Regions from separate parts of the Homo sapiens genome. Here region 2 is linked to region 1. Evidence: chromatin loops called from intact Hi-C (ENCODE). Cell type or tissue: Caco-2. All regions are shown on one strand. Links, peaks and the distances in the headings refer to the core of each region. The heading gives the core; the rest is flanking DNA. Region 1 overlaps RASAL2 (RAS protein activator like 2). Region 2 overlaps RASAL2 (RAS protein activator like 2).

The links. Hi-C counts contacts between places; a loop is a spot of excess contacts. Peaks named below come from ENCODE experiments on the same cell type or tissue, not always from the same donor. Only the 100,000 strongest peaks of a DNase experiment are listed, where the experiment ranks them.
Region 2: a loop joins it to region 1, with 3 times the contacts of the local background. A loop is called at or near these places in 7 of 110 quality-filtered maps.

The regions. Positions count from the first base shown.
Region 1 is chr1:178,301,387-178,318,092 of GRCh38, forward strand. The region is part of intron 3 of RASAL2 (RAS protein activator like 2); the gene reads left to right. Among named protein-coding and RNA genes, the nearest start is that of CLEC20A, 190 kb to the right of the region's middle. RefSeq lists a silencer at 9,328-9,622. In Caco-2, for the core only: a CTCF peak has its summit at 9,442 (motif pointing right); no DNase peak of the experiment used is centred there.
Region 2 is chr1:178,467,607-178,484,312 of GRCh38, forward strand. It overlaps RASAL2 (RAS protein activator like 2), which reads left to right. Exons shown (of 18, transcript NM_170692.4): 18 at 5,469-11,244. The coding sequence ends at 5,633. It overlaps CLEC20A (C-type lectin domain containing 20A), which reads right to left. Exons shown (of 8, transcript NM_001395331.1): 6 at 15,569-15,676; 7 at 14,706-14,791; 8 at 11,634-12,009. The coding sequence ends at 11,929. Among named protein-coding and RNA genes, the nearest start is that of CLEC20A, 21 kb to the right of the region's middle. RefSeq lists a silencer at 16,051-16,227. In Caco-2, for the core only: no CTCF peak of the experiment used is centred there; a DNase peak (open chromatin) is centred at 3,175.

The DNA.
Region 1 (16,706 bases), core at 4,521-12,520:
TCAGTTCCTTTGCTTTCATTATTTGCAATGATATGTTGACTGTTGTCTCTCTTTTTTTTTTTCTGAGACAGAGACTTGCTGTGTTGCCCAGGCTGGAGTGCAATGGCGTGATCTTGGCTCACTGCAGCCTCCACCTACTTGGTTCAAGCAATTCTCCTGCCTCAGCCTCCCAAGTAGCTGGGATTACAGGCATGCACCACCATGCCCGGCTAATTTTTGTATTTTTAATAGAGACAGGGTTTCACCATGTTGGCCAGGCTGGTCTCAAACTCCCGACCACTGATGATCTGCCCTCCTCAGCCTCCCAAAGTGCTAGGAATAAAGCATGAACCACTGCGCCCAGCCTGACTATTGTCTTTACCAATTTTCTAGGAACCTTTCGCTCTTCAAGTTTTGACCCATAAAAGTCAATAGATTTTGAGGAAGTACAACTATAGTCTCAAGAATTATTGCAGTGTTATAGAAGAGAGAACTATATAGGAAATTGTTAAATATCTACAGTGTTCGAGGTACTGGCCCCAAAAACAAACTAAAGGTGACAAAAGTGTCTGGTCTAGAGCCAGTCCTTATCTTTTGTGCTTAACAAGAAGTCCAGTAGCCATTCTGACTCATGGACAGTCCATGAGCAAATGTCCTAAATTTGCACTAAAAGCTATCCTCGTAAATATTATAGGGAAAAACACTACTTCTAGAGCCATTCTTCCTTACATGCCAGTCTAATCTTGAATTAGATAATTGTTCTGTTTTTTTATTGTTATCTCCAAGTGATTTGTCTTTAGCCAAAATTTCTGCTGTCAGGTATTTCATTGAATAATTGCTGTATATGTAACATTCTATGCCAGTCGCTAAGAGTGAAAAGAAGTATAAGATTTCTGCTCTTAGAACATTTTTTTTATGTAGTTAGCAAGATAGGATGAATATACATAGAAACTAAAATATAAGTTAGTGTACAAAAATTGATTGTCTATATACTAGCAATAAACAGGAAACAAAAAAAATTAAATATCCTGTTTAATATAGCATCATGATAACAAATTCCTAGGGGAAAAGATCTAATAACAGATGTGAAAGACTTCTACATAGAGAACTTTAAAACATAAAAGAAAAAAAGATTTAAATAAACAAATGGAGGGCTAAATACCATGATGATGGTTTAGAAGACTTAATACAATGTCAGTTCTCTTTAAGATCAAAATTTCAATGAATTTCAAAATTTCTGTCCCCATCCTTACCACCACATACACGTATACAAATTGGCAAGTTGATTCTAAAATTCATCTCGAAATGCCATAGACCAAGTATAGCCACAGCAGAAGAAAACAAGGTGAGAAGACTTAATTACTAGTATTAAGATCTGTTTAAAAAGTATAATAGGCCGGGCGCAGTGGTTCACGCCTATAATCCCAGCACTTTGGGAGGCCAAGGTGGGAAGATCACGAGGTCAGGAGTTCAAGACCAGCCTGGTCAATATGGTGAAACCCTGTCTCGAGTGTGGTGGCATGTGCCTGTAGTCCCAGTTACTCAGGAGGCTGAGGCAGGAGAATCGCTTGAACCCAGGAGGTGGAGGTTGCAGTGAGCCAAGATTGAGCCACTGCACTCCAGCCTGGGAGACAGAGCGACACTCCATCTCAAAAAAAAACAAAGTATAATAGTGTGTTGGTGGAAGAATAAACAAATAGAATAGTGAAATAGAATAGAGAGTCTTGAAGTTATCCCATATATAAGGACATTTGGTGTGACATTTCCCTCACGGCAGTGAGAGAAAAGACAGTCTTTTTAGTCATTGGTGCTGGCTCAATAACATATCTTTTTGGAGTGGGGTGGGAATGAGGAGGAATTGACCTATAAGATAGTGACCTTATAACCATGCACAATATCAATTCCAAGATCTGAACAAGAGAGATAATACAATAAAACTTCTAGAAATAGTGTAGGATATTTTCATGATCTTGGATAAAGAAAGATTTCTTAAGTCAGGAGTGTCCAATCTTTTCGCTTTCCTGGGCCACATCAGAAGAAGAATTGTCTTGGACCACACCCAAAATGCACTAACACTAACGACAGCTGATGAGCTTAAAAAAAAAAAAGGTTCATGCAAAAATCTCATAATGTTTTAAGAAAGTTTAAGAATTTGTGTTGGGCTGCATTCAGAACCATCCTGGGCTGCATGCAGCCCATGGACCGTGGGTTGGACAAGTTTGTCTTAAACAATACAAAAAACACAAATTGTAATGGAAATAATTGATACATTGGACTATATTAAGATTAAGAATTCTGTCAATCAGTACATCATTAAGAGAATGAAAAGGCAAACCACAGAGTAGAATAATATATTTGCAACACCTATAATGAACAAAGGGCTTTTATCTAGTATATATAAATGCTTCCTCGTAGAAAATGAGCAAGAGGCTTGAACAGATATTTTAACGAAGAGTTCACTGAGGAACAGACACAAATTAGTACATCCTGTCTGATTCCGTTTATATCAAGTTCCAAAACCGTTAAAACTAATCTATGGTGTTAGTTATTAGGATGGTGGTTACTTTTGGGGAGGAGGCATGAATAGTGATTGGGAGAAATATAAAGGTGGATTCTGGAGTGCCAGTGGTGTTCTGTTTGTTGACTTGGGTAGGAATTACACAGGTGTGTTCACTTTGTGATAATTCATTGAGCATATGTGTGTTATACTTAAAGAAAATTTTAAAAAGACAAAGAAAAACAAGCTAAATTGTACTGTCACATAAGTGGTCTATACTATTACAAAGTACACAGTAGGGAGGATTAAGAACTATATAGCCAACTCTGTTTTATGCTACCAAAAGGGCCACTAGGATGAGGACTAACGAAAATCATTAGGCCAGGTGTGATGGCTCACACCTATAATCCCAGCACTTTGGGAGGCTGAAGCTGGAGGGTCACTTATGTCTAGGAGTATGAGACCAGCCTAGACAACATAGTGAGACCCTTATCTCTACAAAATAAAAAAATTAGCCAGGCATGGTGGCACACATCTGTAGTCTCAGCTACTCTGAAGGCTAAAGTGGGAGGATCTCTTGAGCCTGGGAGGTTGAGGCTACCGTGAGCTGAGATCACACCACTGCACTCTAGCTTAGGCGACAGAGTGAGACCTTGTCTCAAAAACAAAACAAAACAAAAACCACACATTAGATTAAGTGACATTAGGGTTCTTGGTAAGTTTAGGAACTGTAGTTTTAATGGTATGTGGCAGCAGAAGCCCTACTGAAATGAGTTGAGAAGATAGTGTGATAAGGAAATCAAAACAGCAAATGGAGACAATTCTTCTTAAACGTTTGCCTGTGGAAAAACTGAAAGCGTTTCCTCTTAGATCTGGAACACAACAAGGTTGTGCACTTTTACCACTCTTATTTGTTATAGTACTGGAAGTCCTAGCTAGAGCAGTCAGACAAGAGAAGGAAATAAAGGGCATCCAAATTAGAAAGGAAGAAGCCAACTTATTCTTGTTTGCAGATGATACGATCTTATATTTGGAGAAACCTAAAGACTCCACTAAAAAACTGTTAGGACTGATAAACAAATTCAGTAAAGTTACAGGATACCAAATCAGCATACAAAAATCAGTGGCATTTCTGTATGTTAACAGTGAACAATCTGAAAAAAAGAAATTTAAAAAGTAATCCCATTTACAAGAGCCACAAGTAAAATGAAGTACCTAGGAATTAACCAAAGAAGTGAGTATCGCTACAATGAAAACTATAAAATACTGATGAAAGAAATTGAAGAGGATGGCAACAAATGGAAAGATATTTCATGTTCATGGGTTGGAAGAATCAATATTGTTATAATGTCCATACTGCACAAAGCAGTCGACAAATCCAGTGCAATTCCTATCAAAATACCAATGACATTCTTCACAGAAATAGAAAAAACAATACTAAAATTTATATGGAATCACAAAAGACCCTGAATAGCCAAAGTCATTCTGAGCAAAAGGAACAAAACTAGAGGAATCACATTACCTGAGTTCAAATTACAGTACAGAGGTATAGTAACCAAAATAGCACGGCACAGGCAGAAAAACAGACACACAGACCAGTGGAACAGAGAATCCAGAAACAAATCCACACACCTACAGTGAACTCAGAATTTGCTTAATGGATTGGATGTGGAAAGTGAGAAATAGAATATTCAAGAATGTTGGCTAGAACAGCTACAGGAATGAAGTTACTATTGTTTAAAGTGGGAAGACTGGGAGAAACTAGTTTGAAAGTGTGATTGACCAGCAGCTCAATTTTTGCACACGTTAAGTTTGAGGGTATTATTAGACCCCCAAGTCGAAATTTGTTGGATATATGAATTTGGAAATAAAGGGGAAGGTACAGACTACAGATACAAATTGCAAGCCTTTGGCAAATAGATGATATTTAAAACCCTGAGATTTAATGACATTCCTATTAGAATGTATGACAGAAGAAATGCAAAGACTAAGCCCTGGGACAACATTTAGAGGTTAGGAAGATGAAGTAGCACTAGCAAAGGAAGAACTAAAGAGGAAAGATGAAAATCCAGAATTTTGTTTCCAAATAAGCAAATTGAGACAAATGTGTATGGGGAAGAAGAAGGGAGTGCTTAAGCACAGAATTTACTTCTTATTGACAAGAGTTCTCCGACTGTTGCATTCAGCAGTTTACAGTTACCAAGGATACTAAATTTGACATAGATTTTGATTCATCAAATTTTTTTCATTGTTCAATTCCCACCTTTGAGTGAGAATATGCGGTGTTTGGTTTTTTGTTCTTGCGATAGTTTACTGAGAATGATGATTTCCAATTTCATCCATGTCCCTACAAAGGACATGAACTTATCATTTTTTATGGCTGCATAGTATTCCATGGTGTATATGTGCCACATTTTCTTAATCCAGTCTATCATTGTTGGACATTTGGGTTGGTTCCAAGTCTTTGCTATTGTGAATAGTGCCGCAATAAACATATGTATGCATGTGTCTTTATAGCAGCATGATTTATAGTCCTTTGGGTATATACCCAGTAATGGGATGGCTGGGTCAAATGGTAATTCTAGTTCTAGATCCCTGAGGAATAGCCACACTGACTTCCACAATGGTTGAACTAGTTTACAGTCCCACCAATAGTGTAAAAGTGTTCCTATTTCTCCACATCCTCTCCAGCACCTGTTGTTTCCTGACTTTTTAATGATTGCCATTCTAACTGGTGTGAGATGGTATCTCATTGTGGTTTTGATTTGCATTTCTCTGATGGCCAGTGATGATGAGCATTTTTTCATGTGTTTTTTGGCTGCGTAAGTGTCTTCTTTTGAGAAGTGTCTGTTCATGTCCTTCACCCACTTTTTGATGGGGTTGTTTGTTTTCTTCTTGTAAATTTGTTTGAGTTCATTGTAGATTCTGGATATTAGCCCTTTGTCAGATGAACAAATCACATGGACACAGGAAGGGGAACATCACACTCTGGGGACTGTTGTGGGGTGGGGGGAGGGGGGAGGGATAGCATTGGGAGATATACCTAATGCTAGATGATAAGTTAGTGGGTGCAGTGCAGCAGCATGGCACATGTATACATATGTAACTAACCTGCACAATGTGCACATGTACCCTAAAACTTAAAGTATAATAATAAAAGAAAAAAAAAAAGCACGAAAAAGATGTTCTAAATAAATTGCGAAGAAGACAAGTTATATAACAGCATGTGCAGTCTAATCATTATTTCATTTTTTAAAAAAAGGTACAGTATGCACACAGAATAAAGATTGCTTATACACATCAACGTATTATGAGCATTATCTTTATTTTGCTTGTATGTTCTAGATTTTCTTAAGCAATGTGCATTTCTTTCATACTAAAAATATTTTTAAATAAAATATACTAATTACTTTTAAAAAAAAAATTTTTTTCCACTGAAAATGAGATGTTTTCTTAAGGCATGTGTGCATCATGTCTAAAGTACCCACTTCCAGATTTAGAAAACCTAGGAAAAAACTATTTTCCCCTAGTAACAGTATCCAGATTTTAATTTATTCATCAAAAGACTATCTAGATTCAAACCATGCAAAGCATGACTTGCTGAATTTTCAAGAGGAGGTAGTAGGGTTCTTTGTATACAAATAATACTGGAAGGCATATTAGTTGGCCGTGTGAACTAAAATTAGTAAATAGTCATTTTCAATGTCAATGTAACCTACAAATTCAACTTCTTTTAAAAAAACCAAAGCTATCAAATAGCTTGCAAGAACTCTGAGAAGGGGGAAAAGTGAAAGCTGAAGAGTGGACATTTTTATGAACTGTGCATTTATGGAAGAAAATTTATCTCTGTTATTGCATATTGCTTACTGCTTGGCTGGTGGATAGCACAAGGTGAATTTGGAGCTGTCTCCAATCTTTTTGTTGTATTTCTTTGACATTCCGGTAAAGTTCATGTTTTCATGCCCAAATGGGCAAACTACAGTATGAGCCTGAAATGAGCAAGGATAGTTGTTTGCATGTAACATCATAAACATGTTCATAAAGCTGGTTTAATTAGAAAATGCCAAACATTCGTAAATCCGAGGCTTTCTCAGTCCTCAAACAGAAAGTTCAGATTGAACTGGTAAATTCAAATCCAAACATTTACTAACTCAAGGCTGCAGAGATCTCATGCCTCTATTTTAATATATTATAATAAAATATTAAAGTTATCCCGTCATCTTACTTACAGAATGTCTGGATTTTTATAAAAACTGTGCCTGTGATAGTAAATTTGTGTTATTATCCTAGAGTCCTCAAAAACCTATAAACATTTGGTAAATACATTTAAAATTATAATTTAACATAGTATGCCTCCGATATATTCTAGCAAGCCTTAGAGAAGAGTGTATCAAAAGTCTTTTAGAGTCAAAGCTAGCTATCTAAAATTTTTATGTTTGTATACATGAAGACCAAAAAAGGAAATTAAGTTGGAAAACTCTGAGGAAAAGCCAGCCTTTTACTTTATACCATCTTTTCCTAAGTTTATTGACCTCTGAGTGACCAAAAACTTGAGAAAACTTTGAAGAAAATTAATATTAAAGTAGAATATGTTCTCTAGGGTATTTATAAAAATATTATAAAGGATAAAGCTTTTGATCAGAATTAATAAAAGATATTGATTATTCAAACATTAGCTTTTTTTTTTTTTTTTTTGGAGGCAGGGTCTCACTCTGTTGCCCAGGCTAGATTACAGTGGTGTGGTGTAATCATGACTCACTGCAGCCTCAACTTCCTAGGCTCAACTGATTCTCCCACCTCCACCTGCCAAGCAACTGATACTACAGGCACTCACCACCATGCCTGGCTATTTTTTTTTTTAATTTATTCTAGAGACAGGGTGTCACTATGTTGCTCATGCTGGGAAACCTTGGTTTAAACCCTGGCCCTTTCTGTTAGATTAAATTAGCCTCAGTTCTAACTTTATTTGTAAATTAGTGAGGACTCTGTTTTTATTCCCAAGACATTGTTAGAAATATCTAGATAATTTATGCAATAATTTCAAGATGCTAGAATCTTCTGTAGAACTACTGGATGGTAATAGCATTGGTAGACAGGATATGTGCATAATGAAGATTTAATATTATAAGAGATATATTCTTTCCTTTATAAAATAGAGTAAAAATGCTGATAAATAATGTCTGTGTATGGTAGTACTCAATATTTAGATTGGCTATTAAATTAATGTGTGTATTTACTTAACCAACAGAAGCAGACCTTGAACTTTATGGTGATATATTAATACATATAAAGATCAAAATCTTTATAAAAAATAATATCCTGGTATTTCTAGCTCTGAAAGTTGGAGCTCAGTGGATAATGGCAGCCACTGATTTTCTTTGAAATTTCCTTAAAATGTCATGTCTTATTCCTCTCCTGTAAAATAAGATTATTTGACTACTGTCTATAAGAAAGCTCACATTAAAACAGCTGCATAATATCTAGGCATTATATTTGTATTCCACATTAATAGATGGCAGTGATATGCAAGTAATTTGAGGAGAACTCAGATAAGCTCAAGAATTATCAAAATCATTATGAATAATTAAGGTAGAAAACCCTGGAAAAATCTTCCTCAAGGTTTTGGTTGAGTAGTTTTGGGTTTTCTTAAAAACCATGAGTGACTATATATTTATTCTTTGAAATAAGATTTGGAAGGATGTATGTGGTAATACTGATGGTAATATTCTGGAAGAATTGGCTTGATTATGGGATAAAATAGCCATATACAGTCAGTTCTGTTATAATATGACATACAGAGTCCTAAAAATCACTACACTATGCAAGTGGAGACAAAGTGGTTAGGGGCACTACTCTCAAAAACATGGTCAGTAACACACAAAAAAGTGATAAAACTAGGTTTCAAATACTATAATGAATATAGCACTTTACCTTGAAAAAATCCTAAAGTTTCCTTGTGGTAGAGGGCATCAGACTAATTTGTAAGTGTATTTTGAATTGATAGAAGGAGGGTTATTTAAAAGCGGATAGAATGTTGTTACAACAGGCATGTTGGGTGTGGCTAATAACACTCATGCAGTGAACTGAGGCAGCTGGTAGATGTTTGAGGTGTATCTGAATATGAACATCTTGTATATTCAACATGGCTTGGTGAGTAGAGTTTCCTTTGTTCATTTAGTGTTTATTACAGATGAAATTTGTAAATTAGTGAGGACTCTGTTTTTATTCCCAAGACATTGTTAGAAATATCTAGATAATTTGTGAAATATTTTCAAGATGCTAGAATCTTCTATAAAACTACTGGATGATAATAGCATTGATAGACAGGATATGTGAGTAGTGAAGGTTGTGCATAAGGAAACACAGATTTTGTGTTATGTGCAAATTGTTACCTAAAATAAATCAATTGCAGTAGAACATTAAAGTTTTCAAAGCAAATATTATAACAGAACTGACCTTACTACCAATCTGATATAGTTAGATTTGCCCATTAGAAAGAAGTTTGCATTATTAGCCAATTAAATGCAAAAACTTCATTTACATTTGAACATTTTCCTGATTTTCTTTTGGAAGTAGTTAATTGGGTCTCAAAACTGACATGAATAAAATAAAAAAAAACTAGTACTTAAGTTCTCAAGCTAACCTACTAAAATCAATTTTACTGTTTGATTTTGTTACTTTTGTTACTCTTATGAGCTAGATTTTGATTAGCAGTAACATTTTTTTTCGATTGGGACATCAGTTCTCAATTCTAAGTTGAGGTGCGAGACCACAATTCTGCTGTAATTTGAAGTTTGGATTCCTAATTTGTTCTTTTATCTTCCATATTTTAGCACAGTGGAGATTTGTTTACTTCTGTGAAGGTGGCTCCAAGGCAGTGCTGCCACTTATGGTTGCTCAAACTGTTACCCAATTACCTGTCACTTGTTATCGCTGATTTGTAGCTGTTTCATAAAATTTCCAGTAGATGGCAGTAGAGTTTCTTCAATAAAGGACTCCCTTTCTAATTTGTGGAAGTCATTTGTATAGGCTATTGTCATGGTTACTGTTCCCAGTTTGTACAGTCAAGTTCTGTGGAAATGGGTGCCCAAGAAGACCAGAGTAGAGTACTCCAAAATGTGATACCCACACTAGAGGCTCCTCTTAATCAGCCCTAAGGCCAAGTTCTTAGGAAACCACTGTGGTGGTTGGAGAATCAGGTGGGAAGTAGGAATGATTTTTAGATTCAGCCTGGACATCTGGAGGAGATGAATGGCAGATTGAACACAAGCATCTAATTATACTCCTCCCAGAAACTCCACCAAACCTACTAAAGGTGTTTTATTTTAAAGACATGATCCATCAAGGATATGGAGAACGAGAAAGAAGAAAACAGCCATACACACACACAAACACACACACACACACACACACACACACACACACATTGAAAGCTGAAAAGCAAATAGAGTGTGGCAAATGACATAGCTTACTTAAGAAAGCCAAATCTTAACTTGGCTATGAAGAAGGCTAAAAATGAAGCTGACCTTTACCACAGAATCTTTAAATAGCTCAGGAATTGAGCCAGACATATGTGGTAGCAGATCCCCAGGTCTCCTCCTCTTCCCCATTCCACTGAACAACTGTTCTTCCTACCTATACCTCCACCTTAGTATAAGACTCCAAGTATACTCTTTGGAGGGAAAAAAAAAAGCCCAAGTATCTTTGGATTGGGAGATACTAGGCAAAATTGAGAACAGGGCATTTTACCACATATGAGGGAATTAGGTGAATATGTGCACGCTGAATGATGGGACTCCTCCACCTTTCTTCTCTCACTTGCCTTTACCCTACAGGCAGGAGATTAGTAGAATACCCCTTGGTGTATTTAGCCCAAGAAGAAAGATCTAAGAATACCAACTTTCCCAAGATTAGTGGACATCTGAAGAAAAGCCTGAAAGAGAGAGACTAAAACATACAAAAAAAGAAGAAGAAGAAAAGAAAAAGAAAAAAGGGAAAAAACAACTTGGAGGTAGAGACTAGGCAGGGAACAGAAAACTTTAAAAAAATGATTGATATCCTCAGAAAGATAGGATGTTACATACATGAAACAAGAACAGAATGTTTTACAAAGTTGAGCTTTTGTCTACTAAAAAATTAGAATATAAAACTCAATATAAGGGTTGGAAAATGGAATTGAGAAAATAGAAAGTGGAGAGAAAAAAAAGATAAAATAATGAGAGGACCAGTCTAGGAAGTTGAATATCAAAACAACAATTCCAGAAAAAGGGAAAGAAAGGGAGCAAAACCCTAGCAAAATAATTTCAGGAAATTTCCCACCACTGAAAGATATGTGTTTCCAGATTGAAAGGGCTTACTGAGTTCCCATGACAAGTCACATTTCATGAAATTCTAAATTGTCTCTAGTGACAAGAGACAGTCTTACAAACCTGCAAAAAAAGGGAAATTGGAGTACATACAAAGGATCAGAAAGGCTGCGGACTTACAATAAGCAATATCAGAAGCTAGAGAACAATGAGGAATGCCCTCAAAATTCTGAAGGAAATTTTTTTCCAGTCCAGAATTGTATATTTAGCTGTAAACTATTAGTCAAATTTGAGAATAGCATAAAGACATTTTCAGACATGCAAGACTCAAAAAAGATTACCTCCTACACATCATTTTTCCTGAAGCTAATGAAAGATATGTTTTACTAAGAATGAGGACAGGAGATCTAGCACAGGGGAGAGAAAAAGGGAACTTTTAGTAGAATGCTAAAGACAGAACCAAGTTTAATAGCTCGGTACAAGATGTAGAATAAAGACAGCCAGTTCAGACTGGAGCAGCTGATAAGGCTGTAGCGAGACTTTCCAAGAACACAAAATTGATAAGTTAACTCAATCAGCGGAAACAATAGGAAGCGCATTTGTGGTTGAATTAACAATAAGCATATAGATATCTAAGCAAATGAATAATACAAGAGAACACTATAAGAGAAACAAAAAAGTAGCTCAGGACAAAGAGAACACTTCTATAGCACTTTTTATCATATTGGGCACTTTACATATATGAATTTTTTAATCCTTGTAAACCCAAGAGGTAGATAATGTTACAATGAATATTTTATGGATAAGGAAACTGAGGCATAGAGAGGTGAAGTAACTTGCCTAAATAGCTAGACAGCCATTAAGTGGCAAAGATAGGCTTTGAACCCTGGAAGTATGCCTTCAAGATCTATGCTCCTGACCACTATGCTACAGTCTACATAGGATTTACTCTGTGGCTGGAGTCTAAATAACGTACATAGTCATAATATTGTTTGCCTTTACCAAAATTATTATGTAACTATATAGGGAAGGTGAGAGAATAGGAGTATGTATGCACCTACTGGGATGGTGATGGAGGAGGAAGGATTCACATTCTCATCTTTCATAGTGGAAAGTCAATAGATAATGTCTAAAATAGAGAAATTTTAAAGTATCAACAAAGCAATATTATTCAATATTTGATGTTAACTACCAAAACAATTGGCTAAGAGAGGTAAAAGTGGTTGCTTCTGCAGAAGGAAATGTGTTAAAAGAGGAGGGCTGGGTATTGCTGTTTGTTTTAACAAGTTGTAGAACCAGTTGACTCTAAACTGTGTGCACATTTTTTTTTTTTCTGTTTTGAGACAGGGTCTCACTCTGTCACCCGGGCTGGAGTGCAGTGGCATGATCACAGCTCACTGCAGCCTCAAACTCCTGGGCTCAAGCAATCCTCCCACCTCAGCCTCCCAGGGAGCTGGAACTGCAGGTGCACACCACCACACCCAGCTAATTAAGGGCATTAATTCCTTAGCTTTTAGGGATTTAAATGGGAGGGCATATTACATTGATGACGACAGGTGGGTTTCACACTACTAAAATATACTGTTTTTAAAATTAGCTAAGTCTTTTCTCATTCTATAGTCACTTGTAGTAAGATATTAAGTTAGCCTTTAAAACAGCTTAGTTTTTCCTTATCTAAGGTAAGGAAGATAAATTGAATCTGACAAAACAAGACTAAAAACTTCTTGGCGTTTTCAGGTTAAATTATTATAATCTAATAGACAATAAAAACAACCTCTATTGGATGCTTCAGGAATGTTTTAAGAAGATATTTTCTTCTCTTTGTCTCTTTGTTAAATAAAAATTCAGCTGAAATAATGCTAAAGAACAAGTTTTCTGCAGACCATAAATGCTGTGCCTATGATTTAATGTATCATTTTGATTGTTTATATTTCTGCCGATGAATTCAAAACCCAGGGACCACGATAGTAAAATACATAAGAATTAATTCCACATAGGTCTCTTGTAGACTCACAGCAACCTTTGCTCACGTGAGAAGATCCAAAAGTGGAGTTTTTATACCTAGGTTAGGAATATTTTTACTGTGTCTCTTGCAGTGTCATATAAATAGAATTCAGAAAATGTCAGTAAGAAAAATTATCTGTATGTAAGTCGTTTTATTTTACAGTTTTCCAAGTAGTATTGGTGGTGAGCCTAGCAAATATTAGGCTAACAAAATAATTCTCTTGCAGCTTTTAAAGTACCGCAGCTTCCTACTTTAGATTACAGATTTGCCAGTGATCTGCATGAAAATGAAATAAATAAAACATGATCTACAGGGTTATTGGACAAGTGTTATGTTTCAAACTGTCATTTTATGAATTCAAACTACTTTCTAATGTTCTATTATTTGGCCTCATGGTAAGATTTTCTTTATCTCTTTTTCCCCCAAAATATTGGGGAAATTATTATGTTTACAATATTTTTTTTGACTGAGATTCAGTATTTTTAGTGTTTCTCTGTGAAGTAAAGCAAGCTTCTGTGCTTGTTCAATACTAGTTGTAACATCTTATTTGATTTGAAGTGGTAGGCATCACAGATACTTATAAAACTAAAAACAGCTTCCTCTCACTTTATTTATTTATTTATTTTTTATTATACTTTAAGTTTTAGGGTACATGTGCACATTGTGCAGGTTAGTTACATATGTATACATGTGCCATGCTGGTGCGCTGCACCCACTAACTCGTCATCTAGCATTAGGTATATCTCCCAATGCTATCCCTCCCCCCTCCCCCCACCCCACCACAGTCCCCAGAGTGTGATATTCCCCTTCCTGTGTCCATGTGATCTCATTGTTCAGTTCCCACCTGTGAGTGAGAATATGTGGTGTTTGGTTTTTTGATCTTGCGATAGTTTACTGAGAATGATGATTTCCAATTTCATCCATGTCCCTACAAAGGACATGAACTCATCATTTTTTATGGCTGCATAGTATTCCATGGTGTATATGTGCCACATTTTCTTAATCCAGTCTATCATTGTTGGACATTTGGGTTGGTTCCAAGTCTTTGCTATTGTGAATAATGCCGCAATAACCATACATGTGCATGTGTCTTTATAGCAGCATGATTTATAGTCATTTGGGTATATACCCAGTAATGGGATGGCTGGGTCAAATGGTATTTCTAGTTCTAGATCCCTGAGGAATCGCCACACTGACTTCCACAATGGTTGAACTAGTTTACAGTCCCACCAACAGTGTAAAACTGTTCCTATTTCTCCACATCCTCTCCAGCACCTGTCGTTTCCTGACTTTTTAATGATTGCCATTCTAACTGGTGTGAGATGGTATCTCATTGTGGTTTTGATTTGCATTTCTCTGATGGCCAGTGATGGTGAGCATTTTTTCATGTGTTTTTTGGCTGCATAAATGTCTTCTTTTGAGAAGTGTCTGTTCATGTCCTTCGCCCACTTTTTGATGGGGTTGTTTGTTTTTTTCTTGTAAATTTGTTTGAGTTCACTGTAGATTCTGGATATTAGCCCTTTGTCAGATGAGTAGGTTGCGAAAACTTTCTCCCATTTTGTAGGTTGCCTGTTCACTCTGATGGTAGTTTCTTTTGCTGTGCAGAAGCTCTTTAGTTTAATTAGATCCCATTTGTCAATTTTGTCTTTTGTTGCCATTGCTTTTGGTGTTTTGGACATGAAGTCCTTGCCCATGCCTATGTCCTGAATGGTGATGCCTAGGTTTTCTTCTAGGGTTTTTATGGTTTTAGGTCTAACGTTTAAATCTTTAATCCATCTTGAATTGATTTTTGTATAAGGTGTAAGGAAGGGATCCAGTTTCAGCTTCCTACATATGGCTAGCCAGTTTTCCCAGCACCATTTATTAAATAGGGAATCCTTTCCCCATTGCTTGTTTTTCTCAGGTTTGTCAAAGATCAGATAGCTGTAGGTATGCGGCGTTATTTCTGAGGGCTCTGTTCTGTTCCATTGATCTATATCTCTGTTTTGGTACCAGTACCATGCTGTTTTGGTTACTGTAGCCTTGTAGTATAGTTTGAAGTCAGGTAGTGTGATTCCTCCAGCTTTGTTCTTTTGGCTTAGGATTGACTTGGCAATGCGGGCTCTTTTTTGGTTCCATATGAACTTTAAAGTAGTTTTTTCCAATTCTGTGAAGAAAGTCATTGGTAGCTTGATGGGGATGGCATTGAATCTGTAAATTACCTTGGGCAGTATGGCCATTTTCACGATATTGATTCTTCCTACCCATGAGCATGGAATGTTCTTCCATTTGTTTGTATCCTCTTTTATTTCCTTGAGCAGTGGTTTGTAGTTCTCCTTGAAGAGGTGCTTCACATCCCTTGTAAGTTGGATTCCTAGGTATTTTATTCTCTTTGAAGCAATTGTGAATGGGAGTTCACTCATGATTTGGCTCTCTGTTTGTCTGTTGTTGGTGTATAAGAATGCTTGTGATTTTTGTACATTGATTTTGTATCCTGAGACTTTGCTGAAGTTGCTTATCAGCTTAAGGAGATTTTGGGCTGAGACGATGGGGTTTTCTAGATATACAATCATGTCATCTGCAAACAGGGACAATTTGACTTCCTCTTTTCCTAATTGAATACCCTTTATTTCCTTCTCCTGTCTAATTGCCCTGGCCAGAACTTCCAACACTATGTTGAATAGGAGTGGTGAGAGAGGGCATCCCTGTCTTGTGCCAGTTTTCAAAGGGAATGCTTCCAGTTTTTGCCCATTCAGTATGATATTGGCTGTGGGTTTGTCATAGATAGCTCTTATTATTTTGAAATACGTCCCATCAATACCTAATTTATTGGGAGTTTTTAGCATGAAGGGTTGTTGAATTTTGTCAAAGGCTTTTTCTGCATCTATTGAGATAATCATGTGGTTTTTGTCTTTGGCTCTGTTTATATGCTGGATTACATTTATTGATTTGCATATATTGAACCAGCCTTGCATCCCAGCGATGAAGCCCACTTGATCATGGTGGATAAGCTTTTTGATGTGCTGCTGGATTCGGTTTGCCAGTATTTTACTGAGGATTTTTGCATCAATGTTCATCAAGGATATTGGTCTAAAATTCTCTTTTTTGGTTGTGTCTCTGCCCGGCTTTGGTATCAGAATGATGCTGGCCTCATAAAATGAGTTAGGGAGGATTCTCTCTTTTTCTATTGATTGGAATAGTTTCAGAAGGAATGGTACCAGTTCCTCCTTGTACCTCTGGTAGAATTCGGCTGTGAATCCATCTGGTCCTGGACTCTTTTTGGTTGGTAAACTATTGATTATTGCCACAATTTCAGCTCCTGTTATTGGTCTATTCAGAGATTCAACTTCTTTCTGGTTTAGTCTTGGGAGAGTGTATGTGTCGAGGAATTTATCCATTTCTTCTAGATTTTCTAGTTTATTTGCGTAGAGGTGTTTGTAGTATTCTCTGATGGTAGTTTGTATTTCTGTGGGATCGGTGGTGATATCCCCTTTATCATTTCTTATTGTGTCTATTTGATTCTTCTCTCTTTTTTTCTTTATTAGTCTTGCTAGCGGTCTATCAATTTTGTTGATCCTTTCAAAAAACCAGCTCCTGGATTCATTGATTTTTTGAAGGGTTTTTTGTGTCTCTATTTCCTTCAGTTCTGCTCTGATTTTAGTTATTTCTTGCCCTCTGCTAGCTTTTGAATGTGTTTGCTCTGGCTTTTCTAGTTCTTTTAATTGTGATGTTAGGGTGTCAATTTTGGATCTTTCCTGCTTTCTCTTGTGGGCATTTATTGCTATAAATTTCCCTCTACACACTGCTTTGAATGCGTCCCAGAGATTCTGGTATGTTGTGTCTTTGTTCTCATTGGTTTCAAAGAACATCTTTATTTCTGCCTTCATTTCGTTATGTACCCAGTAGTCATTCAGGAGCAGGTTGTTCAGTTTCCATGTAG
Region 2 (16,706 bases), core at 24-8,023, 160 kb after region 1:
AGAAGTCTGTTTACTCAGCAAAGTATTAGCGTGTTTAGTGCAGTTGCTTGACAAATCTCAACCTAGTGCATGATGGGGTTTGCTTCTTTCCCTATGGAAAGGAGGGCATTTTCTAAGGGCGTAATTGTGAAAAGTGCACTGCATGTGCCTGGCTTGTGACCTCCACTGACCATTGCTTGGCTGTGCTGTTCATGGTCTTGTCAGTCACGTCCACTGCCATCAACCTTTTGCCCCAGACAGTAATGGAATTGCCAGGGAAAGACAAGGTTGTAAAAAGGTACCTTTCCTTGTTGTTCTTTTGGTTTAGGGTTTGGCATTGCTGCTTGGAATGTGCTTGGCTGCTCTTCTTTGTTGGTGCTGTGCTTAGAGAGCATCTTTTGATAAAACTTTAAAAAAAGAAAAGGTTGTTGAAATCAGAACCTAGGCTTCTGCTCACTGTAGCTCACACCTGTGACACCAATGACATAAAGGCTGCCAAGAGCACCTCATAGGGACATGTCAATGATTAGAGCAAAATCCAGGAGGCAAGAAGTGTTTCTAACTCCTTTTTATTTTATCATTGCAAAATATGGTTGTATTTCTTAGGGTGAAACAAATAACAAAAAGCAGTTACAGTTTTTATAGTTTTGATAGTGGCTGATCTAGCCACTGAATGTGTTGCTTCCCTGAAGATAGCCGATCCAGGTTTGCATTTTTCAACCTTAAATGACATATCATATCCCTAAGCTGTGAAATAAAAAATGAGAGCAAGGATTTTATGCATAGATAGCCTCCTCCCTTCTCTAGGTATCAGCTAGTAATCAACATATTTTAGAGCCCCCAGTATTCTTAAACATGTACTTAACAGTCTAGTTTCCTTACAGAGTCCATGTGGAATGGGTTTATTTTTCAACAAAATTGAGAGTGAGGCTGAAAGCACGGTCGTGGAAAGAATGCTTCATGGGCCTCACACTCCTTTAAACACACTAGACTTGGAAGTCAGGTGAGAGTTGTGAGGATGCAATCAGCACTGCTCCTTAAAATATTTTGGATTCTTGAACTCTATAGTTTCTGGATACTTAGACATGCGGAGAATCAGAAGAAAGGTCTGTAGTAATTATCTTACTTGGTCCTTTGAAAGAAATCTTTCTAGATGCCCCCAGGGTAGGTGAGGTAAGGGTAGTGGAGACTAGGCCATCTCACTATTCACACTATAAAAAATCATCCCAGAGACTTAAGAAAAACAGCCTGGATAAATAAGGCAATTGAGTCAGGAAAACTAATGTTAGTAGGTTTTCACTTTGGAAATTTCAATATAACAATATAAAGCAAGAAGAGTTCTATTAATAACCACACAAGGAGAGATGTTAGTACTAAGAGATAAAACAGACTTTTTAAATAATTTCAGCTGGTTTAAAAGTATCAGTCTTGGCCAGGCAAGGTGGCTGATGCCTGTAATCCCAGCACTTTGGGAGGCTGAGGCAGGCGGATTGCTTGAGCTCAGGATTTCAAGACCAGCCTGGGTAACATGGTGAGACCCACCTCTACAAAAAATGCAAAAATTAGTCAGACATGGTGGCTCATGCCTGTAGTCCCAGCTGCTTGGGGGGCTGAGGTGGGAGGATAGCTTGAGCCCAGGAGGTCAAGGCTGTGGTGAGCCATATTTGCGCCAGTGCACTATAGCCTGAGCGACAAAGTGAGACCCTGTCTTGAAAAAAAATGTAATAGTCTTAAGCAGAGGGAGCTTGGGTGTGCCACAGTTGTGGTTCTGTACACAGGCTGACAGGACAGCCTCATGATTAGCTCCTGAAGATTTCTACCCCACCCCCTAATTTTATATTAGGGCTAGGTGACTGGGTATAAAGCAGAAGTCACCTGCTAGGCATAGGAGGTAAAAGCCAGGGAGGGAATCTGATTTATTAGGACTCAAATGCTCTGGAAAGTAAGGACTTTCTCTCAGTTAACCAGGAGGGTGTCATGTGTAGGAATGGGAGAAATGCTATCCTCAAACCGTAAGTCACTGTCAGACTGGTGGTCTGCTAAGCTAGTTAATGTTTTCAGTCCATACTTCAAGACAGTGGTTTTGAAATGGTTTGGTTCTCTGGACTATTTTGGTAGAATCCAGGCACCTTTCATAAATGAATATCCAGCTCCTTCCACTGACCACTCAACAGCAAGGACCACACTCTCAACTAATGAATCAAATCATACTGGGATTGGTTAAATATAATAAATTACCTACCCAAACACAAATATTACTATATAATAAATTATTCTACCAGAGACCCACTGTGGATCCCTAAAGAATAGTTGGGAGAATCCACTAAACTATATTTGGAAAACCTCTGCACCATGCATAGCACAAATCCTAAACACTATAGTTAAATTTTAAAAAATTATAGTGTCCTTAAAAGGAAGGTTTCTTAATTCCAGCTGTTGGCTTACTGATACATTAAAATCTTATTATAGCAAATGACTTTAAACATCCTTTGGCATTCTTTGTAATGAATGACTTTTGTATCAGATCCTTTCTTTTGTAAGGATAAATCTTCTCTCTTAAGTGAATGATGGAGCAGAGCAGCCCTTCTGGCATCATTTAATAGAATGAAGACGTGTTTGGGGTGAAAGCTTCCCAGAGAAGTGACTCTTATGTCAACACTTCCCAAAACACTACCAGCCAGGTGCCCAGTAAACTGGTTTTCATGTCTCTCAGCAGCCCTGTGCTCCCAGGAAAATCTTGTCCCTGAATTCAGCCTCTGCCTCTTTTTGAGTCATTTCATGCTACAAGGCACAGGCCTGCATCAGCCACTTTCTAACAGGAACTGCAAAAGGATGAGCACTCCTTTGGTGAGTGGCAGAAGCACCTATCCTGGACCTTGTAGCTTAGGGGCCATAGGGATCCTAGTGGTGATCATAAGGATCCATTTCTTAAATATCAGACCAGAGAATGTGCCACCTTTCACCCCTGAGCATGAGGAGACACTGTGGCTCCCAGGATCTCTCTATGTGACTCAGGTGGAGAACAGAGAAGGGCTTCCTCCTATGAGAAGCAAAAGCAGCTGCCTAGTTACTGTTGCAAGTGATATCTCCGCTGTGTTAAATTACAGGTCATAAATGGAGATGAGATTATTCAAACAGGCAAGTAAACCCCGCGTCCGTTCTCTAGCTGAGCAGTTCCCAGCCCTGGCCCAGTGCACTGGCCTCCTACACATTCCAGCTCCTGCCACTCCCCACATGGGAATCCTTCCTGTCAGGTGTGGACTAGATTGCTTTCCCTTACAATCCAGGCAGAATTGAAATGTCCGAGCATCTTTTGTCAACTGAACTTGACTTTCATAAGTCTCTATTTGATTTTTTTTAACTTTTTTGTTTTATTTTGAGAGGTTGGCAATAGGGGGAAATACAAAGGGAGTTTCTTTATGTGGAAACTTTCAGCTGTTTAGTAGGGGGGCTGTTTGTCTTCAGTTGTTACCTTTTTAGGCAGTAAGTAATTACAGTCATTCTTAGGCTTTTTGACCCTTTAAAAATCAAATTTTTTATGAATTATTTATTTTTGGATGAACCCTGGAGAATCCTAATTTCCTTATGAGGCCTTATAATTTATCCCAGTTCTGAAATATCTTTTCTTTAATCGTTCAAGAAATTATCAGTTACTCAGTTTAGAGATCATTCCTAATAATGCGAGTAGGGAGGGGGGAATATCATACTTAGCTCTTACCTCTTGTTTTCTAGTATTCACTGGCCAGTTCTTACCTATTGGCTTTTCAAAGATCTATATTTGTTATCCCAGTAAACTTCATTGGTTAAAATTTTTTTAATAATAATTATTTTTTAAAAGCCTTGCAGCTCTTTCCTTTAGTTTTGTCTATCCTTAAAATGAATTACTTTCCTAAAATAAAAAGCATTTTATACCAGATGCATGGGTCATTAATAGTGCTGATTTTGTATATCTTACCACATGAGTTCTCCATCAGGGAAAGAAGGATTTTTTTTTAAATGATAATGACAAGCAAGAGCTAGTTTGTTGTTGTTTCTTTTTTTTTAATATACTTTTGAAACTGTGACCACCAGCACTGCTGCCTTACGGATCCTACCCTCCTGCCCCCAGAAAGCAGGAGAGTAAAGGGAAGTATTACTTGATGCCATGGTGGTATGTGATTTTACCTAGATTTTTCCCCCAGGGCCGTGGTCTTCACTCTGCATGCTCCCAGTAGCATGTGTCCCAAAGTGTAGCACTACATGACAGCCCTGGGTAGCTGCTGTTTTAATAGCAAGGAGCAGCACCAGCCCTGAGCCCTGCTACTTCCTCTCTGAACTTTACCATGACTAAACTTTACCATGCTTTTCTCAGGGTCAATTTTAAAAACCCCTAAGGTAGTAAAACTCCTTTTGGCTTTGGAGGTATTCCCTATGTGTTATTTTCTTTTTAATTTTACAGGCATAGGTAAAGACTGTTTCCTGCGTTGTTTTCTGAAAACTATAGACTTCATGTTAGAAAGGTTCTAGAATGATTTACTGAGCTGCTGAAGCTAAGATTAGGGTATCTCTTCTAACCTAATCCTTAGGAGACTGATAATGTTTTGATAAAATGATTTTATTAAAAAAATTTTAGATAGTCCTACTTTCCTTTAGTTAGACTGCCTATTTTTTTTCCTCTTTTCTTCCCCCTTGGTTTTTGTGTGTGTGTATTCACCAATGCTTGGTTTCCAAATATTGTTTCTAAAGCATTTTTTTTCAGAGACTCAAAAGTAAAATGAAAGCAATCTCCGTATTGGGCAGCCCTCCTGGAGTAACTTTGAGCTGGAATGGGTCTAGGAGCCTGTGTTCTCTGTTTGTTCTCATGTGTTATGTTGATGGCATTCCCTTTTCGGCACATCTCCCTCCCCATATTCAAGTAACTCCTTGGTCTGAGCTTTTTGGCTGCTTTTTTCCCCTCTTGCTGTTGCAACCTCACCTTGTTGGTGACTCTACACTGCCACCATGTATTGTTTTAATTTTGAGCACAATGTGAATTCCTTCCAAATGTGACTGATATGCCCTCTTTTGGGGCTAAGAACCCATAGATCACATGCTCTTCTCCTCTGTGAAATGAAACCTCTGGTGCTTCTTTCTTTGCCACCTAATTTCCATGTTTCAATTTTGACCTAAAGCACTTAGTATAATAAGGCAGCTTGATACCTGTGTTGCATAGTCTGAGGTAACACATGGTATCACTTTTACATGACAGTCTAATGTCCCAAGAGATTGTTAATAAAAAGTCCTGCTATGCTGAAAGAAAAAGAGAGAGAGAAAAAAATAAACACAGATCCACTGGGCTCAGGGGAAGCTGAACCTGACCAGTGTGCAGAAAGAGGCAGAGACGTTCCATTTGTCTGGGAAGCACCATGCATACAACTGTTTGAGAGAAAGCACTGGACTAGTCATTCAGTAAAGAAAGCGTGTTACCTCCTGCCTGTAGCCTGAATAAAGCCATGATTGGTGTGTTGTAGGAAAAACGGATCGTGTCCCTGGATTCAGCCAACACCAGACTGATGAGCGCGCTGACCCAAGTGAAGGAGCGGTACAGCATGCAGGTCCGCAATGGCATCTCCCCCACCAACCCCACCAAGCTTTCCATCACGGAGAATGGTGAATTCAAAAACAGCAGCTGCTGACGGGCTTTGTCTGTGGAAGGAGACAGAAGGAAATTGACCCACTCTCCTATCTCCAGACCTTTACCTAGCCCCTCCAGGTTTACAGAATGTTGCTACTTCACAATGGCGATGTGGTGAGAAACTCCTGAATGAAGAAAGGAACCTTGTCTTTCAGGGCATAAGGCGGCGACTTCCAAGGTCAATGCTTTTCCCCCACATCTCTATGTACATAGGGAACTTAGTTCTGGGCCATGTACAGAAAATATCACTGTAATATACCAAAAGGAAGTTAATAATGTAGATTACCTTTTTGATTATTGCTATTTTTATTATTGTTTTCCTCTTGTTGAAAGCACTGCAGTTGTTACAGGAAGTAAAGTAGGAACTGTTGTGTGAGCGAGACATGAGCCTGTAGGTTCAGTAGGTAGAGACCAAGCATCTATCTGATAGAAGCACATGGAGTGCAATAGGACATTGTGAGAAGGAATTTTTCAGGGATTCATCTACTAGTTTAAAAACCCCACTCTGGCCCTCTTGTCCTTTCAGAAAACATGCAAATACCAAGATCCATACAAAACAATAATTTATTCCACTGATCAACCAAGACTGGTTCTGGTTGGACAGCTAATCTGATTTGGGGATTCACTGTTTCAGAGGACACAGACAAAAGCTGTTGCATCAAAACTGGACTTTAGGAGTAATTTCTATTGAACTCCTGTCAATATGTTTATTTCCTCTGTCTACAGCAGATGGGAGTCTTCTCTTTTAGACAGGGGCTTTTTGTTTTTAACCCCAATTGTAATAAAGGGTGTTCTTTTTCCTCTTTAGAGTTTACAAAACTATAAATATTTGTGTCTCCACATACCATCTTCATCTTCACACATTCACTGTGCTTTCCTCCCCATAGTGGGAGCTGTCATCACCAACAGGGTTTACTCTCCCCTGGAGAGGTTATTTAAATAGCTGTCCATAAGCCATCCAGATCAACACCCTTTCTTCCATACAGAAAAGGGCTAACCATACCACAGCTGGAATCTCTGAATATTTCCTATTAAAAATTTTTTCTATGTGTTGTTATAATTTTTGTTTGGGATAAAGACTCTATCCATTGTACTAGCAAATCTATGGGGGGTAATTTTATCTCCATCTTTAACTTTTAAAGTACTTCTTCCCCTTATCCCCTCAATAAAGAAAGGAAATCCAAATTTGAAGCATCACTCTCTTAAAAGAAAAAGAAAATAATGGAAAGTGTCAGGATGGCACATTCCAGTTATTATTCCAATGCTCGTAGATCTGACAATAATGACCCAATTTCAACACTTGTCATCCATAGCCTTATTATTATAGAACAGAAAAAGTCATGGAAACGAATTCATTTCCTTTTTTCCAGAGGTGTGCAATGTCATCTTGAATGCAACCTTGATTACCAGAAGTATGGAAGGTTACATGTTAAACAGACATTATATATACAAATATATATATAATATATATTCACACATATGTACATATAACTGCACAAATAGGAAAAGTTCATGCCTTCTATGCTGTTCAGATATAATGTTAAAAGGGTCTCAAACCTCTTTAAGCAAGATCTAAGTAGTTGTTTTATATTGAGAAAGCAACAATGTTTCTCGAATAAGTTGATGTTGATTTTAAATTATAAGCTTTAAAGAATTTTTTTTCTAGAAAAAGGGGATGGAAAAAAAAGGACCTGAGGGAGCCATATGCATCAAGTGAGTGTTTCTCCATAACAGAATATTTATAAGAGAACATGTATAGTGCCCTCTTTTGAGTGATGCCGACAGACACCAAGCCCTCCTTTTCACCAAGTCCCAGGCTTGCATTCCAGCCTCTTGAGCTCTGCCCTCTCTCAGGTGGATCTTTGTGTTGGACCTTACGTTTCAGCAACCTCACCATGGCCACATAACCCACAACCTTTTAAAACAGTTTCTTTCATAGCAATCCCTGTTTCTGCCAGACAGATCTAAAATGGGAGTTTCTCACTGTGTTTATCTGATCTGCACACTTTATATCCAGCTGTTTTGGCACTTTTACGTTTTCTTCACCTTTGGTTTTGGTTTGCAAATTCTTACACCTTCTCTCCAAGCGGAGGGCACACTGTGGTCAAAATCACTTATTTTATTAGGAAAAAGAGGTAACTGTTCCAAAGTGTAGTGTCCTTTGTTGAAGGAGGAGGGATGTAAGCATAGATTTGTTCTTGTTTCTGGCTATTCTCAGCTCAAGCCATGTTTAATTCATTCTTTGTAAAAGCCTTCAATTGTGCCACAGAAAACCTGGTAAGAGAATTGTCAGTTTCATTGGCCATAAGTATGTAATGTGGGTGATGTCTTGCCATTGAGGTTTGGAAGCTCTTAAGTGCCGATTATGGATTACAGAGGGCTGATAAAATTACTTATATTGGGAATTGAGAGAAGCCCCAAAAAATCAAATGTGCTTTTGATGGATAGAGTGTATCTTATTAGCATTATGGGAGCTCCTTAGAGGGCTGTCTTCACTGAAAGATTTAATGCCCAAAACATTTGGACAGATTATGCAGCCTTCTACTACCAGGTTATCTTGAATGAAGAAGAAATAGTAAAAAATAATAATAATAGAGCATTACCAATAAGCTAAAAGTTCAGAGTTGCTGATAGATGTTAAATGTTAAGTTATCCTGTGAGCCTACTCCTGTCCAACCTTTTTTCTCAGTATTTCTTTAGAGAATGCTGCAATCTGTATAAGTTACTCTGAAGGATTTTTTAAGAAGAGAAGCCACCAACAGGTGATAATTTTTATGGAGATGTTTCTTAATTGGCTTTCCCTCAGTTCAAGTAGGTAAATAACTTTGTTTGCTGGGAGGAGGTACATGGCTGAAGAGAGGCAAATAGATTAAGATAGCAATGTCTTGCACTTCCTGTTTCCCTCAAAACAACACCACATTGTGGGGCGCAGGATAGATCAGGGTTGAGTGGAATTTGGAATTCAGGTGAAGTGCTTGTAAAGTGCATGTCTAGCTGACAACAGACTTGACCATTAATGAGGACAGTGTTGGTAGGAGTCAGAAAAGAGCTTCATATTCCCCTTTTATATTACTGAAGCAATAAGCAATCTGAGCTGAAGCAGCAAAAAGAGTCACATTTCCATCAGGTCATCATATTCCCTGAGTCTCTGCAGCAAAAGCCATGTCAGAGGGGAGATTATAACTAGGTAACTATAACAAGCACTTGAGCACTTACCATGTTCCAAGCACTATCACCAAGGTACTGTTGGGGTTTATGGCAGTCTAACGGTAAGAAAAATGTGGTAAAATGAGGTAATCATGCTGCTATAGCTTTTTGCTTTTTTTCATATAGTATCAAGTTGGTCAGAATTAGCTTTCTCTGACTGGTCTGCTTCCGTGTTTCTCTGTGATGGTGTTAAGATTATGAAAGAAAAAGAAGATTACCTAAGACTGCTACAAGTGTTAACTATATGCCCTTAAGAATGAGCTTGACTTTGGAAGTAAAGCTTTTCAGATCTTAGTCTACCCGGGGCCTTTGTTGATGGGTCTGTGGTTCTGTAGACCCCTGGCTTTCACTGTGTTCTCAGAGGTACACCAGATTGAGAGCAGAGTTCTTCTTTGGAAGTCCCAGAGCAAAATAACTGCCATCAAGTGAGTTTGCATTCGTATTTGTTTCCCCTTCCATAGAGGGTTAGTTTTAGTTACCTCTAGCTTGGAGTTCCTGAGAAGGCTGGTTATAGGACTGAGCGTGGGAAAGGAACCCTCTTCAGGATTACCTCAGTCCCATCAGTCTACCCCATTGTGACATTGAGCCCAACACACACGCTTGACACCAGACTAGACTTGTCACAGGGCCAAACCCAACAGCCACATGCCATAGCTTCACTGCATTTTCAGCTACACCTTTGGAGGCCACCTTCTCCTATCAACTGTGGAAAGCCAGAAGGGCTCCCTTCTCCATTCTCCTTCCCTTTTTCAAGTCTAATAGTGAAATCTCCTGCTTACCCCAGCAGTAAATAGTTGCCTTCCTACCCCTTACCTGGGGGCCGATAATTTGAGATACTTTGTTTTTTCAATGCGTCAGTTGAAGGATTTAGTTTCTTAAAAGCAAGAAATGTTGGAGTGTTGAATTTTTAAATAGAATCTCTTTTCATGTTTGAATGATTGTTATTAGTTCTAGAAGCATTCTCTTTGTCATGACCCGATTATGTATACTCTTGGGTTTAGGAAGGACAAAAGTGATGAAATTTGCATGAGATAGAATAAATATCTTAGGAGGAGTGAAAGAACCTGAGGAAGAGACACGACCCTAAGGGAATGAATGCATAAGCAGTCTTCTCAGTAGCCCAGAGTTTCCAGGAAACAGGAATATTTATATCCCTTGCCCACTCTTAAAATACATAGATACATAAAAAGGCAGTCTCTGTAGACAACACATGCACACACCCACACAAAACATAATTCCTGGGGCTTCCTTTTTCTGAATGTTAATCCATTTTATCGAGCAGTGATTCCCAAACTTTGAGATTTTCAGATTTTATGCTCTCGTCTGTTAGATTTTATGACATTCTATCATCCTAAAAAATGTACTATATGTGTTATATGTATATATAAGTTAAAGCAACTTGAAATTGACTTGGTTTGGCATTGTCTCAAGAACCCTAGATATCATTATTGATACCATGGGGAATCATAGAAATAAAGTTGAATATCATTGATCTGAGAGTAGGATCCAGAAATAAGTAGTTTCAGTTCCTGATCAGTTAAGCCTCAAGTGTTTGAGTAACCAACACAGCAAGACTTGGGAAATGCAGTGAGCACCCGAGGAAAGGAAAGTGGTAGTCTTTGCCTGCATTTCAGCATGCATTTTCCTTTCCTACTCAGTTGCTATCTTCCACTTAAATACCCTCATTTGACCCTAGGAAGTTTTTTGTTTTTTTTTTTAGTTTGAGACTTAAAACCAGATTTATTTGTTGTTGTAGAGAGATTTCCACAGAAGTTGTGTTTTAGGGACCTCCATCATCTTTGTGGGGGTACAGATATTTATGTGTAAATATCATTTTATGTGATTTCCAAATTTTCGAGGGAAACATTTCAATTCCCAGTTCAACAAAAGGTTAAATACTAATTGACTCAATGACCACCTTCAGGAAAGTTAAATAGTAAATTAGGTTAAATTTTGACTGGTGCTTAGACATTTCCTAGTTATATTAACTTAAGCAGACAGCAGCACATTAACCTGAGTTACACCTGTGAGGAAATGACCTTCTAAATTTGATTTTGTTTTTCATCTCCAGGGCCTTAATAAGAGTGTGTTAACACACGACTATTTTACAATGATAGCTCTAAATAATTTATTTTTTATTTCAAGAAAGAGAAATACACCTTAGAAAAACAAAACCCAAGATTTTATTTTATTTTTAAAGCCATATTTTTGTGCTAGTAGCATTTAGATTATTCCGTATGTGAGATCCGTATCAGCATTTCATTACCTGGGTTTGTTCTAAAGAAGATTTATTTTTGTTCTGTGAATAATTTTTGACAGTTCTTGTACATGTACAGATATAGATACGTTTGAGGTCTTTTATTGATATTCCTACAAAGAATACAAATAAACTTTAACTTTAAACATTTCAGACTAAAGTTGCTACTATATTTGACATATTGCTGTCTTCTAGCATGCACCTGGGTGACTAGGACACTTGAAGAGAAACAAGAAAGGAAATGTATGCCGGAATATTCTTCTAAAAATATATTTTAACATTAAGAACAGTCTGTCCTAGAATTTCCCAACTTCCATGTAATAAGATTTCAATTTAGGAAAAATAACTAGCATTAGCATGTATTGTGATAAAACTGTTACTTTCGAATTCTGCAGAATTTGAAATCTCTTTAATAACTTGTGACAGGTAAAGAAAGTTTCATCTGGTTTATTAGGAAATGTAGCCCCACTTAGCTTCCTAGACCACTACCATCCTCTTGTAATTTTCCAGTTAGATTAATGGGGTTTGTTTTCAGGATTTTTGATGTTTGGTTCAGGTTTTTTATTTTAATTTCTTAATAGAAGTTCATTTGTCATTCCCAACATGATTGTTCCCAAATACACCCATCTTCTCCTGCATCCCTGTTTCATTCTGTAAAATCCAGGGATGCAGGTTTCATGTGTAGTCTTGTTTTGTGTTAGTTGTAGGTCTGTGCTTTTTGGCACATGTCGAGTTCTTCCTAATCTTGTTCTACTAGGGATTAAAAAATTAAAATTTACTCAAAATCCAGAGAAGATTGCATGAAACAGAAACTGCATATCCAAGAATTGTGCTATTTTTTGTTCACTTCGAAGCTGACCCATTTCAGTCTAAATTGTTCGTGACCTAATGTAAGCTTTAAGACTTCCTGGATCTGAAACATCAAAAAGAGAGAAAGTGTTGATGCGGTCTTTTTACTTCATGGTCCTCTTAGCCCTAAACTATCCATCCGTATACCCTTTATGCATATCCATACCCTGTAATTGTTTTTAGCCTCCCTCCAGCTGCCTGACTTTTTTTATTAGCATTTTACCAGTAGGAAAATACATAAATTAATTTTGTTAGCAAAAAAAAAAATTTAATGACAAAGAACACTAAAACAGATGACTAAATCAGTGGTTTTCAATCCTGATTGTTCATCAGAATCACTGGAGAGTTGTTTAAAAAAAAAAAAAAAGAAAAAAAACAGAGGAGTACCTCTTGAGCTCCACCATTGAACAATTAAATAGAATCTCTCTAAGGATTGGGCCTGGCCAGGCTTTTTTTTTTTTTTTTTTCTTTTTAACCTTGCCAGGGGATTCCGAAGAGCCAGGGGGTAAGAAACACTAGTCCAAATCAAGCTGTGAGCACTGTGCGTAGCTGTCTTAAAATGTTTTCTGTCCCCAATCCTGAAACTGGGGTAAGTTGGTTACAGGTGTTTCCTTCCCTTCTATTTGGAATTTAAAATTCTACTAAAACTGACAATATATACTCAGCCTTCCCCCACATACACCTTGTCCCCACCAATCTGTCCTTTAAGTCTGTGAGGTAGAAATTCTCTCCATTAACATGGTCATCCCATTTATGGAATAGATACATTCTGACAAAGCTGACCAGAAGATGGAATTCCCTATTTCGACCTCAGTTTCCCCACTGGCTTCAATTTAAAGCAGAAGGTAGGTGGCTTCTGGTTTGGAGTCAGAAGCTTCAATGAGTACACCCCTTGAGGAGTGCTGAAGGGCCCAGGCCAGAATCAAATATGCTACATTTGACTTTAAAGAGTAAACAACAGTGGCTCACGCCTGTAATCCCAGCACTTTGGGAGGCCAAGGCAGGTGGATCACAAGGTCAGGAGATCGAGACCATCCTGGCTAACATGGTGAAACCCCATCTCTACTGAAAATACAAAAAATTAGCCAGGCGTGGTGGCGGGCACCTGTAGTCCCAGCTACTCGGGAGGCTGAGGCAGGAGCATGGGGTGAACTCAGGAGGTGGAGCTTGCAGTGAGCCGCGATCACGCCACTGCACTCCAGCCTGGGCGACAGAGCAAGACTCCGTCTTAAAAAAATAAAAATTAAAAAAAAAAGTAAACAACATAGAGAACTCAAAAGTTCCTTTGTCTACCTCCACCACCCCCCACCAAAAAAAAAGGCCCTTAACTACATTTGACTTTAAGGAATAAACATAAGAGAACTCAGAATTCCTTTGTCTCTCCCCACCCAAAAAAAAAGAAAAGGTTCTTAACTTTTCTTGACCTAATATTCAGCACTGAAGTCTTATTACTTGAAACTTATCAGATGCTAAATTACACCATTCATACTTATTGTTCTTTCAATAGCAAAATGTACTGAAAGCTCTCCAGTCCCCCCTCCACTCCTGGCAAGCATGCAGTCACGTGCTCGTGTGAATTTTCCAAAATCATGAGCATTTTGTAAGATTCAGTTGGTTATATGAAATTACAATAAAGAGTATTATATATTTTATTATAATTTGTAAATTGTGTGCTATACATTCTTTATATCAGTAAAATTTATAGTAAACACATATACATTATATACTCACACACACATATTACTGGTCTTTCTAGAAACTTGATTTTGTGAAATTCTAGAATGAATTCCCAGGGTGATATTTGTTTGGCCTATGAATAAATTGCAATGAACTAACAGGTAAATGCCAATGTTTCCTTGTCTGTAAAATTAAGATTGTGGCTAAATGGTGTATAGGGTACTCTCTAGCACTGACATTCTGTGGTTATTATCTGATATAATTGAGAAATGTGTCCTTAGACTATGTTCAAAAATCGGCTTGAAGCTTTTCTCTCAGTATTTAGGAACAATTCTTCCTCCACAGTCTCCCATGGCACAGTAGTTTTTAAGAACCAAAAAAAATAAAGTCTGGAACAAATGTATATTCAGAACACTACAGTGATAATGTTGATAATAATAATAGCTGGCCAGGCGTAGTGGCTCACGCTTATAATCCCAGCCCTTTGGGAGGCTGAGGCAGGAGTATTGCTTGAGCCCAAGAATTGGAGGTTGCAGTGAGCTATAATCACACCATTGCACTCCAGCCAAGGTGGACAAAGCAAGACCCTGACTCAAAAATAATAGCTAATGTTTATTGAGCACCAACTATGTGTCAGATTATTTGCTAAGCACTTTATATGGAATATATCATTTAATCATAACACCAACCATGTGAGTTAGGCATTATTATTATCATTCTTATTTCAGGAGGAAACTGAGGCTCAGAAAGACTAAGTTACTTGCCCAAAGCTACACAATGGATAAGGGCAAAACTAAGACCCACGCTCAGATCCCTCTGACCGTGCTGTCTTGACCAAAAAAAAACAAAAAAACAAAAAAACAACAAAAAAAAAAACTTAGGAAAGACATTGGAGAGGGTAAGAAAAGATCCAAAAAGATCTTGCCACATAACCAACTTGTCACCATGAGCCAAAGTGATGGCAGTGGAACAAGATGAGGTCATATTCCACAGGTTTTCCACCTTAATATATTGGTTTTTATAAGATTGTCTTGCAATGTCCAATCATCTGATCAGAATTAGAAGAGTGTGCAGAAGTCTCACCTGTCTCAGAAATTGGTCTTTCATCTCTTCTGGGTCCATCAGAGTTGAGATGGTAAAGTCTGCTTTCAAGATTCCAAAAGGGTGCCCTGAAAAAGAAAGTGCTACCTGTTCAGGGGGATATTATCCTATTTCCATTTCAAGTTCTTAGCAGTCAGGAGCACCCGGTGGACACCATAGATGCTACATGTTGATTTGGGATTTCAAGAAGAAGAAAGAAACTGCTGAGCAGAAGAATGCTCAGCCACAATTAGGGTTAACCAATTAGTGGCTGAAAAAAAGAGTCCCATGCTTTGGGTAATGCGAAGTCTTCCACAGCCTGGCTACCCATCAGGCAATTATTTTCTTTTTTGTTTCTTCTGTATTTTTCTCCTTACTTTTAATCCAGTAAGTAGATACTCCACACCATGCCGGAAATACTCATCTCTCCTTGAGCTCCCCACCACAGAAAATTCTAAAGAAGTTCTCTGACTTTTTAAATAAATCCAGCCTTTGCCCGTGAGCCATCCATAATCATTACAGGAACTACAATCTCATAATAAGACTATATTTGCATTGCATTTTATTGTTTATAAAGTTTATAGTTATCTCATTGGGTGCTCACAACAACGCTGTGATATAGGCAGGGTAGTTTTTACCACATCCCCTTCACAGAAGAGAAATAGAAATTCAGAAACTTGTCCCCTAAGTTTTCATAATAGTCATGGAGCATAAACTAGAATCCACCTCTTTATTACTATCCCTATTCCCAACATTTCATGCTGTCTTTCATGAAAAGGTCTCAAGGGCCCTGTGCCAAGGAGTGACTGTCCAGATTTAACTGCTCCACTGGTAAGAGTAGGAACTTGGTAGACAGAAGCAGTTACCTGATTTTTGTGCTGATGTTTTTTCTTTAGATTCTGAACTCAGATGTTGGGCCTCCGTGGCAGCAGCTGTATCTCTTCTATCAGTGCCACTCCCTACACTGGCCACAGCTACAGGAGGGGAAAATAAAAGATTTATTGCAAATACAACCAGGAGTAAGGTGGCCTGATATTGGTGACTGCCCCTGAGCTAAAAGACAGGCAAGGACAGCCACTGCTAGGCACACAGTTGCTGCAGAAGCCAGCGATGTGGGAAGCTCAATTCCTGCCAATCCCTGACTCACCCCTACAGGCTCTTTTAACCCAGCACTTGAGTTGCTACACCATCATCTTTCAGAAAGCCCCCCTGGCAGCAGGACCTGTGGGGCTTGGGCAATGTTAGGAGGTTTTTCCTCATCAAATTTTTTTTGTTCAGTAGCCTGTGCTCCAAAGGGCCTAATGTCCTTATTTTGTCTGCCAGCTACACAAAGCCCCCACCATGGCACCCAGGGACCCTCAATATCGCCATCTCCATCCCAAACCAAGTTCAGGCTCTCCCCCAGCACCCCCTCTCTTCCTGTATGGCTGGCCATGCCCGGAGGCGCTCCAGCCAGAGACCCTGGTGTCCTCAGCGGCTCCCTTGCTCCATCTCACCTGCTCTCATGTTCAGTCACCAAAGTCCTGTCAGTGCCTTGCAGATGTCTTATTTTTTCAAATATGGAAATAATCCTTTTATTTGGAATATATTATTGTAAAATATGTAAGCAAATTTGTCCCCTCCCCAACCCAGGGACACCCATGATTAACACTTTGCTGTAGAAGGTCCTTCACACTCTCGAATTTGTTAATTTGAATGTGTAAAGATCTCCCTTGTTCTCTTTAAAGGCTGCATAGTAGTATTTCACTGAATGTACCATAACTTATTTAACCGATCTGCTTTCAGTGGACATTACGTTGTTTCCACCTTTTCACTGTAATAAACAATGCCGCAACAAACAACCGTGTGTGTGGAAGGTGCATATATATGTGTGTACCTCATATTACTATTTCCTTAATCAATTTCTAAGGGTAGAATTTCTGTACGAAAGATTATGCACATGTTAAAACTGACACAAATTCTGATACCAGAGTGGTAGCCCCAGTCGGCATACCTACTGTGCCA